Regions from separate parts of the Homo sapiens genome. Here regions 2, 3, 4 and 5 are each linked to region 1. Evidence: chromatin contacts called from ENCODE Hi-C or POLR2A ChIA-PET data. All regions are on one chromosome and are shown on one strand. Each heading gives the region's core, a stretch centred on a gene start or an enhancer-like site at or near the end of the contact. The rest is flanking DNA. Distances are from core to core; before and after follow the strand shown.

Region 1 (2,700 bases), core at 115-2,614:
GCAAGACCCTGTCTCTACAAAAAATTTAAAAATCAGCCAAGCATAGTGATGCCTGCCTGCAGTCCTAGCTACTTGGGAGGATACCTTAGACCTAGGAGTTTAAGGCTACTGTGAGCAATGATTGTGCCACTGCACTCCAGCATGGGCGACAGAGCAAGATCCTGTCTCTAAATAACAATAAAATAAAATTTTAAAAATTAATTAAGTATATTTTATTTCACCCATTATCCAAAATATGATCATTTAATCAATATGACCAATAACCAATGTAATTGATATAATCAGTACGATCATGTAATCAATATAAAAATTTCACTTTTTCCATACTAGTCTCCAACCCAAATGTGTCTTTATACTTACAGTATTTCTCAATTCAGACTAGTCACATTTCAAGCAATCAACAGCCTATGTGGCTAGTGGCTACGACATTCGGCAGTGCAGCTCTACTGCTCCTCGCAATGACCCTCCTATGGAATCAAAGTGGGGGAAAAACTTTGGGGTGGAAGTCAGTACGCCTGAGCTCAAATTCCAGCTCCTTGTTTCTGAGTGACTTTGGACAAGCCCTTTCTGCTCTCTAGGTCCCATACAGTTTCCCCACAAGTTTCCTAGGCAAGGGGGACCCTGAGCAAGATTCCTAGAAACTCATTCCATGCTAGAATTCCCAACATCTCCTGCAAATCGCAGTAAACACAAGCACAGCTTTCCACACTTTAAAACCAGCTTTCATACATATCAGTTGGTACAGTCCTCAAACAACCCTACTAAGGCAGTTATTAGTGTCTCCACTATATAGATACAAAAACTTGGTTCAAAGAGGGGGGGAATGACTTGTCCAAAAGCCACATAGCCAGTCAGTGGAGAAGCTGGAGATCAAATCCAAGTGAGACCAGTGCACTCCCACCGCCGCCACCACCATCACCTCAATGACTGGGGGGACATGAGAGCTGAGAGGACATGGTTGTGAAAAAAAGGATAGTCTGGGGTTTCAGAGGAGTTTCAGGGAACCAGGCCCCAGGGTGAGGAAGAGGAGGTGAAGGGCTCAGGTCTTGAGAAGGGATGAATCGAAAGGGCCCAGGAGGGCTTCGGAGAGCAAAGTAAAACGAGGGGCTGAGACCCCGGGTGGCATGAGAAGTTAGAGGGCCCGGGAGTGAGGCGAGAGGAGGTGAGATGAAAGGGCTCTGGCTCCTGCGACCCCTGCCCAGGTGAGAACGCGGTCGCTCGGCCCTCCCTGCCCCTCATACCTGGTAGCTCAGAAGTTCGCCCACGTCCATGGTACCCGGCCCAGCAAATACTCCACTTCCCTGCACTCACGCCCAGACCGCGGGCCCGTCAGCCGCGGCTCCAGCCACACTGCCGTAAAGTGCGGCGAGCGGAGCCGCAGAGCCAATAGGGCAAAAGTGCGAGCGACAAGCGAGCCGGCCACACCGCGGTAAAAGGACGCGCCGCCGTAAAGCGCGCTGCATTTGGAACAGGGTTGCTTCCGCCTGGAGCCTGAGGGGGCGGGGAAAGGGGGCGGAGACTTAGAGGAGGGGCGGGAGGGGAGAGCAGGGACCAGAAGAAACCAAACTTGATTGCGCGTCCCTAGTGTCCAGGGCGGAGTGCCGGGTGTTTCGTGTGCGCTCTCACGAGCTTCCAGTGATTTATCCTCATTTCACAGAAAAGGAAACTGACGCTCCCAACTGCACCATCCAATACTTTACTCACTAGCCACATATGGCTACCGAGCGCTTGAGATATGGCTACTCCGAAGTGAGATGTGCCATAAGTGTAAATAAAATACACACCAGATTTCTAAGACTTACATTGATTACAGGTTGAAATGATATTTTGGATATACTGGGTCAAATTCATATATTATAAAATGAATTTTACCTGTTTCTCTTTACTTCTTAAATGTGGTTAGTAGAAAGTTTTAAATTACACATGTGGCTCTCATTTGTGGTTCCCATTAATTTCTATCAGATAGTGCTGGCTCAAAAAGTGACTTGTTCCAAGGCTGTACAACTATTACTGGCTGAGAAACTATTGGTGATCACATGTCCCTCTCTAGGCTTGTGTCTGCTCATCTATGCGAAGTCTAACGGTCACTAGATGATCCCCTTGCTACCCAGGTGATATAAAAAGGTTTCTGGAGGAGAAAGTTGCCCATAATTGGAAGAGAATCATTCAGAGTGCATCTGATCTTAAACAAGATCAGAATGCACCTGGGACTTAAGGCTCCATCTTCAAAGGAAATTAAACCTCCTTCCATAAGCCCCTGTCCTTTATATTTATAATTATATTTATGTATTATATTATATTTATATGCCCTTCATATTTATAATTTTGGTCCCCATCCCATCTGCACTGGCTCCAATTATACAGAAATTATTCTTATTCCTCAGAATGACAAATCCTCTCCCCTTCTGCCTGGCCATCAGCACCATACCTCATCCAATTCTCTCATCTTTCGGGTCTCAAATGTCACTTTCTTACAAGGGCTTCTTCAACTCACCCTGGTCCAGGTAATCAACCTCTCTCCTCATTATTCTTTTTCCAAGTACCTGCTCCACTACGTATATATCTCATTCTGTAATTTTGTGCTTAATGGTTGACTATTTGTTTCTTGACAGCCTCATTTACTGGATTGCAAGCTCTATGCAAGCAGGACATGTGTGTGTCATGTTCACCACTGTATCCCCCAAGCCTAGTACAGTGCCT
Region 2 (2,700 bases), core at 106-2,605, 1.1 Mb after region 1:
ACCCTCCTACAGACTCCCACGACGCCACCTGCAGCCACTCCCGCACGAACTTTCTGACAACTCCCCTAGCTGGTCCCGACACTCCCCCGGGCCGCGCACTCACGCCCGCATTCCCAGCAGTTCAGACAAAGCGCGCAACCTCCCCCGCGGCCCAGACCGAGTCGGAGCACATGGCTCCTGGGTCGGCGAGGAATCGTCCGGCGCTCGGGGCGCTTGCACCCCACAGTCCCCACACCCCGGGCCGACTCCGCGCACCAGCTCCCGCGCGGGCCCGCCATCCCGGTGGGACGGGGGCTCTGGAAGAAAGAAAACTCACGTGTCTGTCCCGGGGCAGGAAAAAGTTTGGTTCCCACCCCTACTCCGGCAGTTCGGGGCTGGCCGACTCTTCGGGGCGCGGGGACGGCGGAGCGTGCGCGCTCGGCTTTGTGCTCCGAACTGGGCCCGGAGGGGGAGGGGAGGGGAAGGGAGGGGAGGGGGCTGGGCTCCCACCTCCGCGCCGCCCCCCCCCCCCCAGCCCTGCGCCCAGACTCCATGTTGGCCGCCCCCTGCCCCGGAGACTACGCGCTTCTCCCGCGGGAGGCTTGGATCACCTTCGGCCTGCCCGAGGGTCCCGGCGCGAACAAACTTTCTCCGGGGCGCCGGCCCCACGCGCCCCGCTTCCTTGGCCAGCCTGGGAGTGACAGATGCCTCGGAGACAGACTTTCCTTTGTTCCAAAGGAAAGGGGAACTCGCGCGGGCTCCCCAGGGCCCCCCCGCTCCGGGCCCTTCCCGCGGCCCCCACCCCCAGCTGTCACTCTCGGCCGCCCCCTGTCCGGCTCGGCGGCGGGGGGGCCCTGCTGGCGGTTAGCAACGTGCACTTTTGAAACCAAACAAATCCGTCCCCCCGCGCGCTCACTCAGGTCCGGTGCAGGATCGGCCCTCTCCTGGGGTGGGATCCTATGAAGCTGGGCCCCCCACCAGGGCCCCAAGCGGGCTTCCTCCCGGGGGCTGGAACAGTCCCCCACCGGCCCCCGGAGCGCAGCGCCGTCGGGACTCACAAACACCCCCCGGGGGCCGTCGGGACTCACAAACACCCCCGAGCTCACACACCCCCTACCGCACGCGCCAGGACGACGCCCCCTCCCCGTCCGGCCGAGAAAAAGAAACTTTCCAAGTTGTCCGCGCGCCCCCACCCCCATCTGGCCCTCTGCTGCTCCCTGCACTGACTTTTCCCAGCGGCTTTCGGGTCCACGCGGCCTCCGGCTCGGCGCGGGGCGTCCCGGCGGGGAGCGGGGGGCGCCGGGGGCGCGCGCCGCGTACCTGCCCGGCCTGACACTCGGCCTGACAGCTCGCGGCTGGAAAGCACCTCGCGGCCTGACGTCAGATCCCCTCTCCTCCCCCCGCGCCCTCTGCGCCCTCCCCCACCCGCCCGGAGGGAGAAAACAAACTTTGTGCGGAGCGCGACGAGCTGCGCCCACCCCCCGCGGGGCGGGCCGTCGGCGCCGAGGGGCTTCGCCCCGCCCAGCGCGCCCGGAGGGGGCGGGGCCGCGGGCACCTTCTTCCTGCGCCCACCCCGCCCTCAGGAATGCTGCATGGCCTACCCATAGCGGCGGTGGGAGCCTCCGCCGGGGAGAGCCCGCTCGGGGGCAGGAAGTGGCCCGGCCCTCCTCGTGGAGGGCGTTTCCGGAGCGCCTACTGTGCTCCTTGCCGGGGTGGGGGTCGTTACCGAGTGGGAACTTCTGCAAATCCTGACTTTTGTCACTTCGCGCCCCGCACAAGATGTCCTGCCGGCGGTGCGATTGGTCCCGTTGCTTCGAGGGGAAACTGAGGCCACTTAGTCCGGGCACTTACCCGCAGCTAGTTAAGGACTAGGCTCTGATGGAGACGCTTGTTACGACCTCAATGGCCTGTAGAATCTGGGAGGCCGCCTCCGACCTAAGCCCAAAAAGCACATGATCGGGCTCACAGGGGGCGGCCAGAGGTGAAAACAGCCAACGCTTTACAACGACGCTGTGCGGGGCACTTCGTGTGTGTCATCCCGTCTCATCCTCGGGTGATAGGGTATGTGTTGTCCTATGTAAGTCTCTGGCTTACTCATGAGCCGCAGAGAGGTTCTTGATTTGCTTTTGTCACACAGTCAACCGGTATCATTCAGCCCAGGTCGGTCGATAGTGAAGCCTGATCCCTTACCCCTTGTGCCCGGCCTTAAACGATCAGTCCAGGAGCTCCCGGAGTTCCTGTCTGGTTTCTTTTTCCTCTTCTGCCAGTTACACCCTACTCCAGAAGGTTTTCCTTGGCCTCCCCCACCCCAGTCAGTACATTCTTCCCTGCTCTCTGCTGTGGGTACCACATACTGTGATATTTCTGTTAACCAGCCTCTTAGGGCATCCCCCCACGCCCCCCAGCCCTGTACCCGGACACGGCTAGGTCCAGATATCTAGGGCCCTTGAGCTTGGAAATCGCTTTGAAAACAGCTTTTGGACTTAATTACCCTTTAGCAATGGAGAACTCTAGGAACAAAACTCTTAATTTTTTCCAAACAAGCCTTAAGCCAATCAGAATGCTGATTAAAGATTGTTAAGGTTTCACCTGGACACCCCATAGAAGCCAGACTTCCTGCAAATGTTAAAAACCTCCTCACGGCAGCGGGTGAAATGTCAGTGGCACTGCCTGTTGCTCTCCATTTCACAGACAGGGAAAATAAGGCCCAGAGTGTGGGTC
Region 3 (2,700 bases), core at 45-2,544, 1.6 Mb after region 1:
TCTCCTACCACCCTGGTCGCTTCTCAGTCTCCTTTGCTGGTTCCTTCTCATTCCCTGACCTGTAAACGTTACCCAGGGATCAGACCTCAGACCTTGTCCCTCTCTTGGTTCTCTCATGCAGCCTCAAGGTTTTAAAGACATCTATATGCTGACGACTCCCAAAGATTCATCTCCAGTTCAAACCTTTCCCTGAATGCCAGACTCATAAATCCATCTGTCTGCTTGACATTTCCACTTGAATGTCAAACAGACATCTCAAACTTAACATGCCTAAAACTCAGCTCCTGGTGTTCTCCCCAAAGCTTGCTCCTCCCATGGTTTCTTCCATCTCACTTAAGGCGGCTGCCTTTTCATTTGCTCAGGCCAAAAAGTGTGGAGTCATCTTTCAGTTCTCGCTCTCCCACTTCACATCTGGTCCGTCAGCAAATCTTATAGACTTGAGCTTATGTCAACCCCTGAATTCAACCACTTTTTGCCCCCTTTGCTGTCGTCGCCCTGGCATAAGTCCCTATCATAGCTCACCTGCTTGATTGCAACAGTCAGTTATCAGGTCTCCCTGCTTCTGCCCCTGCCTCCACTTCAGCTCTCCCGCACTGCAGTTCAACTCCCTCCCATGGTCCCATTTCTCTCCTCTCTTCCCCAGCCTCTTTGCTGTTCCTGGAACAGGCCTGGCCCACATGCTTCGGCTTTGTGGCCTGTGCATAAGCTGTTCCCCTACAGACATCTCCAAGCATGGCTCATCCCCTCGCCTCCTTCGGGTCTCTGCTCCAGAGTCACCTGGCCGTACTATAAAGCATTCCGCACCTGCACTTCATATTCCTCTTTCCTTTTTATGTTTCCAAAGCACTTTCGCTATCTACCCTTTTATGCATTTTAAGGATCTTGTTTATTGTTGTTTCCCTTACTAGAATGTAAATTTTAGGAGAGCAGAAATTTTCCTGTGTTTTTTTCTTTACTGCTGCACTCCCCCGTGCTTAGAGGCACATAGGTGCTCGGTAAACAGGTGGTAAATGAGTCAATAAATGAAATATTGGAGTCTTCTTATCCAGCACCGGAGGAGTAAGGAGATAGAGAAGCAACGTTTGCTCAGGGAATTCTGAGGCCAGTAGCAATTTCCGTTGCGAAGAGCAAGCGGGGTGGAGGGGGCCCTAACCCCACGTGACCACACCCCATTCCCCATTCCCCACCCCCACGCCGGAACATTGCAGACCCGGAACCACGGCTCGCGGGCCCCCAGCGCAAGGGCACTTCCGGTACCGCTCCTCTCTTGCCAGCGCAGAGAACTGCCAAGTCAGTTCCGGTCCGGCAGAGATCGCGGAGAGACGCAGAACGCAGCCCGCTCCTCCAGGGCCCTCCAGGCCCTCCGGCCCCGGGCCGGCGGGTGAACTGGGGGGCCCCGGGACAGGCCGAGCCCTCTGCCCTGCAGATAACGGAGGCCTCTGCTGTGGCTGCCCACTGGCTGTGCCCGCCCACTGGCTGTGCCCAGACCTTGAAGCCGCAGCGAACCTCTCTTTCCCACCCCACCTCGGTGACTAATGGCGGCCGTGGCGTCTCCCAGCCCGGACCCCGCCGGCACCCGGGTCTCCCGACCCAAGCCTCGACGAAACCCCCGCAGAGCCGCCGGGACGCAGCGCCTTTGGGCGGCGCTGGGCGTGGTGGGCCGGGAAGTATGGCGGCAGCTCGAACGCCGCGCGGCGGAGGCCATTAAGGCGTGGACGGCCCGGGAAGGCGGCCTAGGGACGCAAGCAGGCTCGGCCGCCTCTTTAGGCCACGGAGCCGCGCAGATCCGGTTCCCGGGTGACCACTCTGTCGCCATTGGGCGAGACCTACCTAGTCCTGACGACAACGGACAAAGGCCTTAAGGGGCCTGGAAGGTGAGCGAAGTCCCGAACGACGACGGGTGGAACGGTTAGCGGCCATCGGGCGGTTGGTCTTCATTCTACCAGACTTTGCTGTCGGAAGAGAGAAATGGTAGAATGACAGGCCACGTTTGGCCCGTTGGAAATGCCCACCACCCTCTGGGAAGATTTACTGGCCGTTTATGGAAGGCCTGTGTATATAATATGAAAAAGCTGCTCTCAACTCCACCCCAACCTTTTAATAGAAAACATTTGTCACATCTAGCCCTTCTAGATGGAAAGAGGTTGCCGACGTATGATAAAATAGAGTTAGAAAGTTACACATCTTGTAAATTCTCATTTGTTTAAAAGAAATCATAGAAAATACATGTCTTCTGGAGATGACTTTTGGAAATGGAGTTGTTAAGACGGCCTCTGGAAGCGATACGTCCACGTTTGTTAAGTGGGTTAGATGACATGGAGCTGGAAGACCTGAGAAGGAAGAGAAGAAGGTTCTATGCTAGACTGGTCATATTTAGAAGACATTTTCATATTCTATCCATTGTTTTGTGTGCATTTTATTCCTCACTACTGTGTATATAGTTGACAATGCTAAGCTTTTTTGAAATGTCTCTTCTTTTTAGATGTTCTGAAGTGCCTGATATGTTAAAATTAGAGGTAGCAAAATCACATTTTGTAAATACCTTTTTGTTACAATTCATAGGAAATATTTTTGGGGGGGAATGGCCAAATCACCTGTTGAGTAATACTCATTGTGTTTGTGCAGTGGTTCAGGGGAGGAGAGAGGAGGGGGAGGTGCAGAGAGCTCTATGCCATCCTGTTTACAGCGAGGCAAGATGAA
Region 4 (2,700 bases), core at 201-2,700, 1.2 Mb after region 1:
AGGTTGAGTGAGGAAAGGCAGCCACAGTCAGGTCTGGGAAATCTGGGAACCCGAGAGAGATTTACACCACACACCTCATCAACCTCATTACATTCCTGTAAGGACTAGACTTCATTCCTGCTCAGGTGTTCAATTCCACAGCCTGCACCCTGGCCCAGTCTGACTTGACAGTGCCTGCTGCCAGGACCAAGTAGGGGAAAGGTGACTTGCTTCTGAAAACCACCAATCCCCACACAAAACAAAGCTGATGATGGTGATGACTGCCATTTATTGAGGGGCTGTTACTACACGAGTTCTCATTTCCATCCCAATCTGATAGGGAGGAAAACGGAGGTACAGAAAGCTGACTAATCCAAGGTCACACAGCAACAAGCTAGGCTGTCATGCAAACCAGGGTCCTCTCAGTTCAGCTTTTCCCAGGTTGCAGCCGACAGGCTCTCAGCACCAGCATCCTCTAGAGAGCTGGTTTAAAAACCTAGGGGCATGTGATTCCTGCCCCAAGACCTGCCAAATGAGAGTGTCTAGGGATGGAGCTTTATAAAGACAAGAAACCCAAATTTTATATATGAGAAAACTGAGGCACAGAAAGGTGGCGTGACCTGCCAAGGTCATGCCGTAAGCATCCTCAGGAGTCCTGCTGGGACTCCAGAGCCAGCAAGGACAAACTTCCTGGGGGAGGTGGCATTTGACAGTGTGGGCCTCTAGGGGAAGAGAGGGCACTATAGGGGAAGAGGACAGCATTAATAAAGGCTGAAGCGGGAAAGGACAGGCAACAACTTCTCAAAGTGGCTAGGGGAAGGAAGAAATACATACAGAACCACGATGACAGCCTTCCCGCAAGAGCCCATCTGAGCTTCTGGGAAGAAAGCCTGTGTGGCATTTACAATCTGCAGGTCTCCAGCAGTGGCCCTCTGGGTGTGTCTGGTTGCTGCTCAGGATGAGAAAGCCACGGGAGGTGGTGACTCAGTCCCCACCCAGCCTCCAGATAGCCTCCTTTTAAATTCAAGATGAGCTCAGAGACTGGGGAAATGTCAAGAAAACCCTCCTCCCAGAACAGATGGGAACAGACCCAGGGAAGGCGGCCTGAGGGGTAGGCTATCAGGCAGAAGCCATAAACCTGGAGAAACGCTGCGGGCTGTGGAGAAGAGGCCTGGGCTACAAGTTTGCCTGTCACTGCTGTGGCTGTGGGCCCCTGAGCAGGTCCTTGTCTCTCTCTGGGCCCCCTATTTTTCATTCACCTGTGAAACAGGGAGAACTCCACTGGCTTCCGACTTCCAGGCCTGTTGGTGGAGAACAATGGTCGGGAAAGAGCCTGGCTGATTACACAATGCCTCACACAGCCTGGGAGAGATGAGAAGATCACTCCTATTACTATTAGAATAGCCACAGGTGCTTTCCTAGTTATCTAAACCCCAACCACAGGGCATGCGGGGGTGGGGGGGATGGGGGGGGAACTGGGCTGTCTAGTTCCTACAAAGAGAAAAGTCACCCAGATGTTTTTGGGAAGGGAAAGTTCACATTTATTAAGTGCCTACTGTGCACCAGATTTAAAAAAAAATACATAATCTCATTTAATCCTCATCATAATCCTGTAGTACAGATCTTGAGTCCAGATAAGAAAACTGAAGCTCAAAGAAATAATTTGCCCAAGATTACAAACGCAGTGAATGATGGAGACTGATTAAAACCAGGCGTTTGTGGTTCTGAAACCCAGAGTTTCTACTCTCTGGAACAGTTTCTTCTTTTTTTTTTTTTGAGACAGAGTTTTGCTTTTGTCACCCATGCTGGAGTGCAATGGTGCAATCTCAGCTCACTGCAACCTCCGCTTCCCAGGTTCAAATGATTCTCCTGCGTCAGCCTCCCAAGTAGCTGGGATTACAGGCGTGTGCCACCACACCCAGCTAATTTTTGTATTTTCAGTAGAGACGGGGTTTCACCATGTTGGCCAGGCTGATGTCGAACCCCTGACCTCCAGTGATCTGCCCGCCTCGGCCTCCCAAAGTGTTGGGATTACAGGCGTGAGCCAGCGCGCCCGGTCGACAGGGTCTCATTTTGTTACCCAGGCTGGAGTGCAGTGGCATGATCTCAGCTCACTGCAGTCTCGACCTCCTGACCTTCTGGATTCAAGCTGTCCTCCTGCCTCAGCCTCCTCCAAGTAGCTGGGAATACAAGCGCATGCCACCACACCCAGCTAATTTTTGTATTTTTTGGAGCAACAGGGTTTTGTCTTGTTGCCCAAGCTGGTCTTGAACTCCTGAGCTCAAGCGACCTGCCTGCCTTGGCCTCCCAAAGTGCTAGGATTACAGGAGTGAGCCGCTGCTCACACAATTCTTGAGGGATTCCATGATTTCAGAATCAGTCTTAGGATAAGGAATGTTATTCCCATTTTATGGATTAGGAAGCTGAAGCCCAAAGGAAAGTGACATCCCTAAAAGTGGGTGAGATGTGGGAACTGGGATCCTGCACCCCTCACTTCCAGGCCAGGCACCAAGCCCTTCTTCTTTTCCACTGCAAGTAGCTGAAGTAAAGCACCAAGCACAGCGTACACAGTAAAAAGGTCAAAGGATGTTAGAGATTGTCATTATACACCAGGGGCAGGTGATAACAGCATGACAGTGACTTCTTCAAAGGCAGTGCCATGGAACAGGACCCAGAAGTCCTGGCTCAAACCTCTGTGGGTCCCTGGCCCTTCTGGGCCTC
Region 5 (2,700 bases), core at 50-2,549, 1.3 Mb before region 1:
ACAATTAATTCAGCTCTTTATTATACCTAACACTTTCACCTGTTACTAAAAGCGTGAATAAATTAAAAGTATTCATTACTTAGTAAGTTCCTAGTTTTGGATGCAAATAAAACTCAGGATGGATAATTGGCTGATGACTTGAAATGCTGAACCATAAAACTGTCAAGTGACAGACTACAAATTTTTAAAAAGCATTAAACATATCTCTTGCTTGGGTTTATCTCTCACATCACTTATATGCATGGTCAGAATTTCAGAGAACCACTGAAAAATTAAAAGCTTTGCTTATATTACATTCTTGGTGTCATTTCATTTTTGCTGCAATATACTTTGCACATCCAGACCTGCAGGGGTGCAGGTGGTAGAAAAAAATCAAGCTGGTAGCTGTAATTTAAAAACTTTTGTTTTTTACAAGAAACTGTTTGCAGAGAGGAAGTAATGCATCTAGTACGGTCTGGCATATGCACATTCAGTAAAAACCTGATTAATGAGTAAATATCAAGACAAAACAAGTAAAGCATTTTGTGATTGTGATTCGTGTTAGTCTGTAAGAGAGGAAGTGGCTGGCAGCCAATATGAAGGACTGTTCCCTTTTCTAGTAGACATTCGGAGTGGACAACAATTATCCTAAAAGAAAATAACACACTTTCCCTTTTTTTGAGCATTTATTCTAAGTCTGACAACGCGTTCTGCTTGTCATTTAAGCCCACAGCATAGAAGCTATTGTTCTGCCCACTTTACAGGTAAAGAAGTCATGGCTCAGAGGCATTAAGTGACTCGCCCAAGGTCACCCTACTACAAGGCAGAGACGAAAATTCGAACCCGGACAGTCTGACTCCATAACTTGGGCTTGCAAGCCTCCAGCAGCGAGCAGCATTGTCTGTCGGGCCACAGCGCAACCCCAGGGCGCTAACGAGACACGAGAGGGAGCTTTAGGATTCCCCATCTCGCGGGGTGGGCAGGACAAGCATCAGTAACGAGGAAGACGAGGCCTGAGGAGGCTGGACCACTTTAACAAGGTCACAAAGAGTTTCTGCTCACGCTAGGGGAGCACCCCCAAATCCCTCGGGACCACTGGGGAGCCTGAGCCAGAGCTCCCCCCGCACAGAGGCGGCAGCGCCCAGCTCGCCGAGGTCAGGCCTGCGAGCAGGTCTGCTGGCCCCAGGGCGCCGGCCGCGGCGCCAAGACCGAAGTCAGGCCGCCGCATCTGCCCAGCGTTCCACCAAGGGCCTTACCGGGTCGCCAGAACTTCACCGGTCCCACGGGCGCAGCCATGTTGGGGTAAAAGGTCACGAGGCTAGCTCCACCCCACCGTCGCGCGCTAGGCCCCCAGGGCCCGGAGGGCGTGGCCCCCGAAGAGCCGCTGCCCAGACGGATCGCGCCGTGTGACGGCCACGCCCCCACAGCTACCGCCCCCGTCTGAGCCACGTGACCCACTTCCAGGCTCCGGCGAGCGCACCGGCCCCGCCCCCGAGCCCACGTGACCCTGCTCAGCCATTTTGGAGAAAAGGGCGCGCTCCTCCGCCTACCTCTTGAGCGTGGAGGGTAGATGCTTCAGGTGACCTTTTACGAGCGTGGCGTGTCCTGGATGGCGGCCGCACACTTAGGAAGAACGGGCTTTGGGAGAGGACCGCTGGCCCGAGAGTGGAACCTTGCACGCACTGGGCGTTGAAGCAGTGCTTTCTGGATTAAATACGAAATACTGATGTCACAAGCTACCTCAACTTGTCGACTTCTGTTTTATTCTCAATTTCAAATTGAAGGGTAATAATAGGAACTACCTCGTGGGTTGTATTTGTCAGTAAATATTGCGCGCCTGCTGTGGGCCCAGGTAGTGCGGCACAGTGCCCCAAATAAAACAATGCGAAATGATATGGAAGTCTTCAGGGACCTTGAGGGCAAAACGGAAAAACGGACTGGGGGTGGGGTGGAGCGAATGGGTTGGCAGAAGAGACTGAAAATGGGTAGATCAATTAAGGTAGTCCACCAACTCAGTGCTTCCTCCAATTTGATACCCTTGAGTCAAATGCTTGTTAAAAACACAGATTCTAGGCCTTGATCCAATTCTGAATCGATGTCCTGGAGCATGGCTTGGGAACCTGCATTTTGAGAAGCTCCTGAATTCTTCAGATTAACAAATTTGGGAAAGATTACACTAATCCATCAGACGAAAGGTGAGGTCAAAGAAAAAGAAATTACAGTAATCCAAAGGAGCGCTAAGAAGGGGTGATGAGCTCAAGTGGAGGAAATAACTTTCTAGGTAGGCAACTAATTGGAAGGAAGTGAGAGGCTTCAGAATCTATGCATTTTTAAAGCTGTGAAGAAAATTCTGAATTCTTTGAAAGAAGTGGCATCATTATGGCAAGAGCAGGGGCTTTTGTGGACAACCAGTCCAGACTTGGAATCGTAACTTTGCCATTTCCTAGCTCCTAGCTGTCATTTAATTTTAGTTGTAAAATGAGGTTTAAAGAGGTATTACATGAGATAACATGTAAAGTACCTAACAGTGCAAAACATAGCAGGCACTGAATCAATGTTAGCTCTCATTACCTCAACTCAGAGCAAATCCACCAGGGGGAAAAAAATCTGAATTTACCTGCATAGGTTCATGTAAGAATCTTCTTTGATTTATTTTTATAGTAATTAATGTAGGGACTCAATATCTGTTAGTCCCTCGGCCTAGAATTCTCCATCCATCCT

Evidence for each region. Hi-C counts contacts between places; a loop is a spot of excess contacts on that map. ChIA-PET counts read pairs that join two places held with the same protein, here RNA polymerase II (POLR2A). Pooled maps may share reads with other maps.
Region 2: a loop to region 1 is called in a pooled map, with 6 times the contacts of the local background. The contact joins the promoter of TGIF2 here to the promoter of CTNNBL1 in region 1. A Hi-C loop is called at or near these places in 1 of 37 single-sample maps with no recorded cell type and 2 of 50 pooled maps. POLR2A ChIA-PET finds 5 or more read pairs at or near these places in 1 of 52 experiments (activated CD4-positive, alpha-beta T cell).
Region 3: a loop to region 1 is called in a pooled map, with 2.0 times the contacts of the local background. The contact joins the promoter of NORAD here to the promoter of CTNNBL1 in region 1. A Hi-C loop is called at or near these places in 1 of 168 maps with a recorded cell type or tissue (CD4-positive, alpha-beta T cell), 1 of 37 single-sample maps with no recorded cell type and 5 of 50 pooled maps.
Region 4: a map of naive thymus-derived CD4-positive, alpha-beta T cell shows a loop between it and region 1 (7-fold over the local background). The contact joins the enhancer-like site here to the promoter of CTNNBL1 in region 1. A Hi-C loop is called at or near these places in 1 of 168 maps with a recorded cell type or tissue (naive thymus-derived CD4-positive, alpha-beta T cell), 2 of 37 single-sample maps with no recorded cell type and 8 of 50 pooled maps.
Region 5: a loop to region 1 is called in a map of B cell, with 9 times the contacts of the local background. The contact joins the promoter of DHX35 here to the promoter of CTNNBL1 in region 1. A Hi-C loop is called at or near these places in 1 of 168 maps with a recorded cell type or tissue (B cell) and 7 of 50 pooled maps. POLR2A ChIA-PET finds 5 or more read pairs at or near these places in 1 of 52 experiments (BJ).

Annotation. Positions count from the first base shown.
Region 1 is chr20:37,692,694-37,695,393 of GRCh38, reverse strand. CTNNBL1 (catenin beta like 1) reads right to left here and starts at 1,364. Exons shown (of 16, transcript NM_030877.5): 1 at 1,242-1,364. The coding sequence starts at 1,271. RefSeq lists an enhancer at 1,027-1,086.
Region 2 is chr20:36,572,252-36,574,951 of GRCh38, reverse strand. It overlaps TGIF2 (TGFB induced factor homeobox 2), which reads right to left and starts at 1,355. Exons shown (of 3, transcript NM_021809.7): 1 at 1,207-1,355. It overlaps TGIF2-RAB5IF (TGIF2-RAB5IF readthrough), which reads right to left and starts at 437. Exons shown (of 5, transcript NM_001199535.2): 1 at 317-437. It overlaps DLGAP4-AS1 (DLGAP4 antisense RNA 1), which reads left to right and starts at 1,677. Exons shown (of 5, transcript NR_109939.1): 1 at 1,677-2,040. RefSeq lists silencers at 999-1,168, 1,239-1,328, 1,359-1,678 and an enhancer at 2,179-2,238.
Region 3 is chr20:36,049,554-36,052,253 of GRCh38, reverse strand. NORAD (non-coding RNA activated by DNA damage) reads left to right here and starts at 1,294. Exons shown (of 1, transcript NR_027451.1): 1 at 1,294-2,700. RefSeq lists a silencer at 1,349-1,558 and enhancers at 1,046-1,617, 1,098-2,297.
Region 4 is chr20:36,463,906-36,466,605 of GRCh38, reverse strand. All of the region lies in intron 7 of DLGAP4 (DLG associated protein 4), which reads right to left. Among named protein-coding and RNA genes, the nearest start is that of MYL9, 76 kb to the left of the region's middle. RefSeq lists a silencer at 806-1,100 and enhancers at 991-1,170, 746-1,671, 1,672-2,598. Within about 2 kb of position 1,450, at least 25 of the 41 ENCODE cell types and tissues checked have a DNase peak (open chromatin) inside an H3K27ac peak, as active enhancers do.
Region 5 is chr20:38,960,943-38,963,642 of GRCh38, reverse strand. It overlaps DHX35 (DEAH-box helicase 35), which reads right to left and starts at 1,299. Exons shown (of 22, transcript NM_021931.4): 1 at 1,236-1,299. The coding sequence starts at 1,275. RefSeq lists an enhancer at 965-1,274 and a silencer at 1,315-1,434.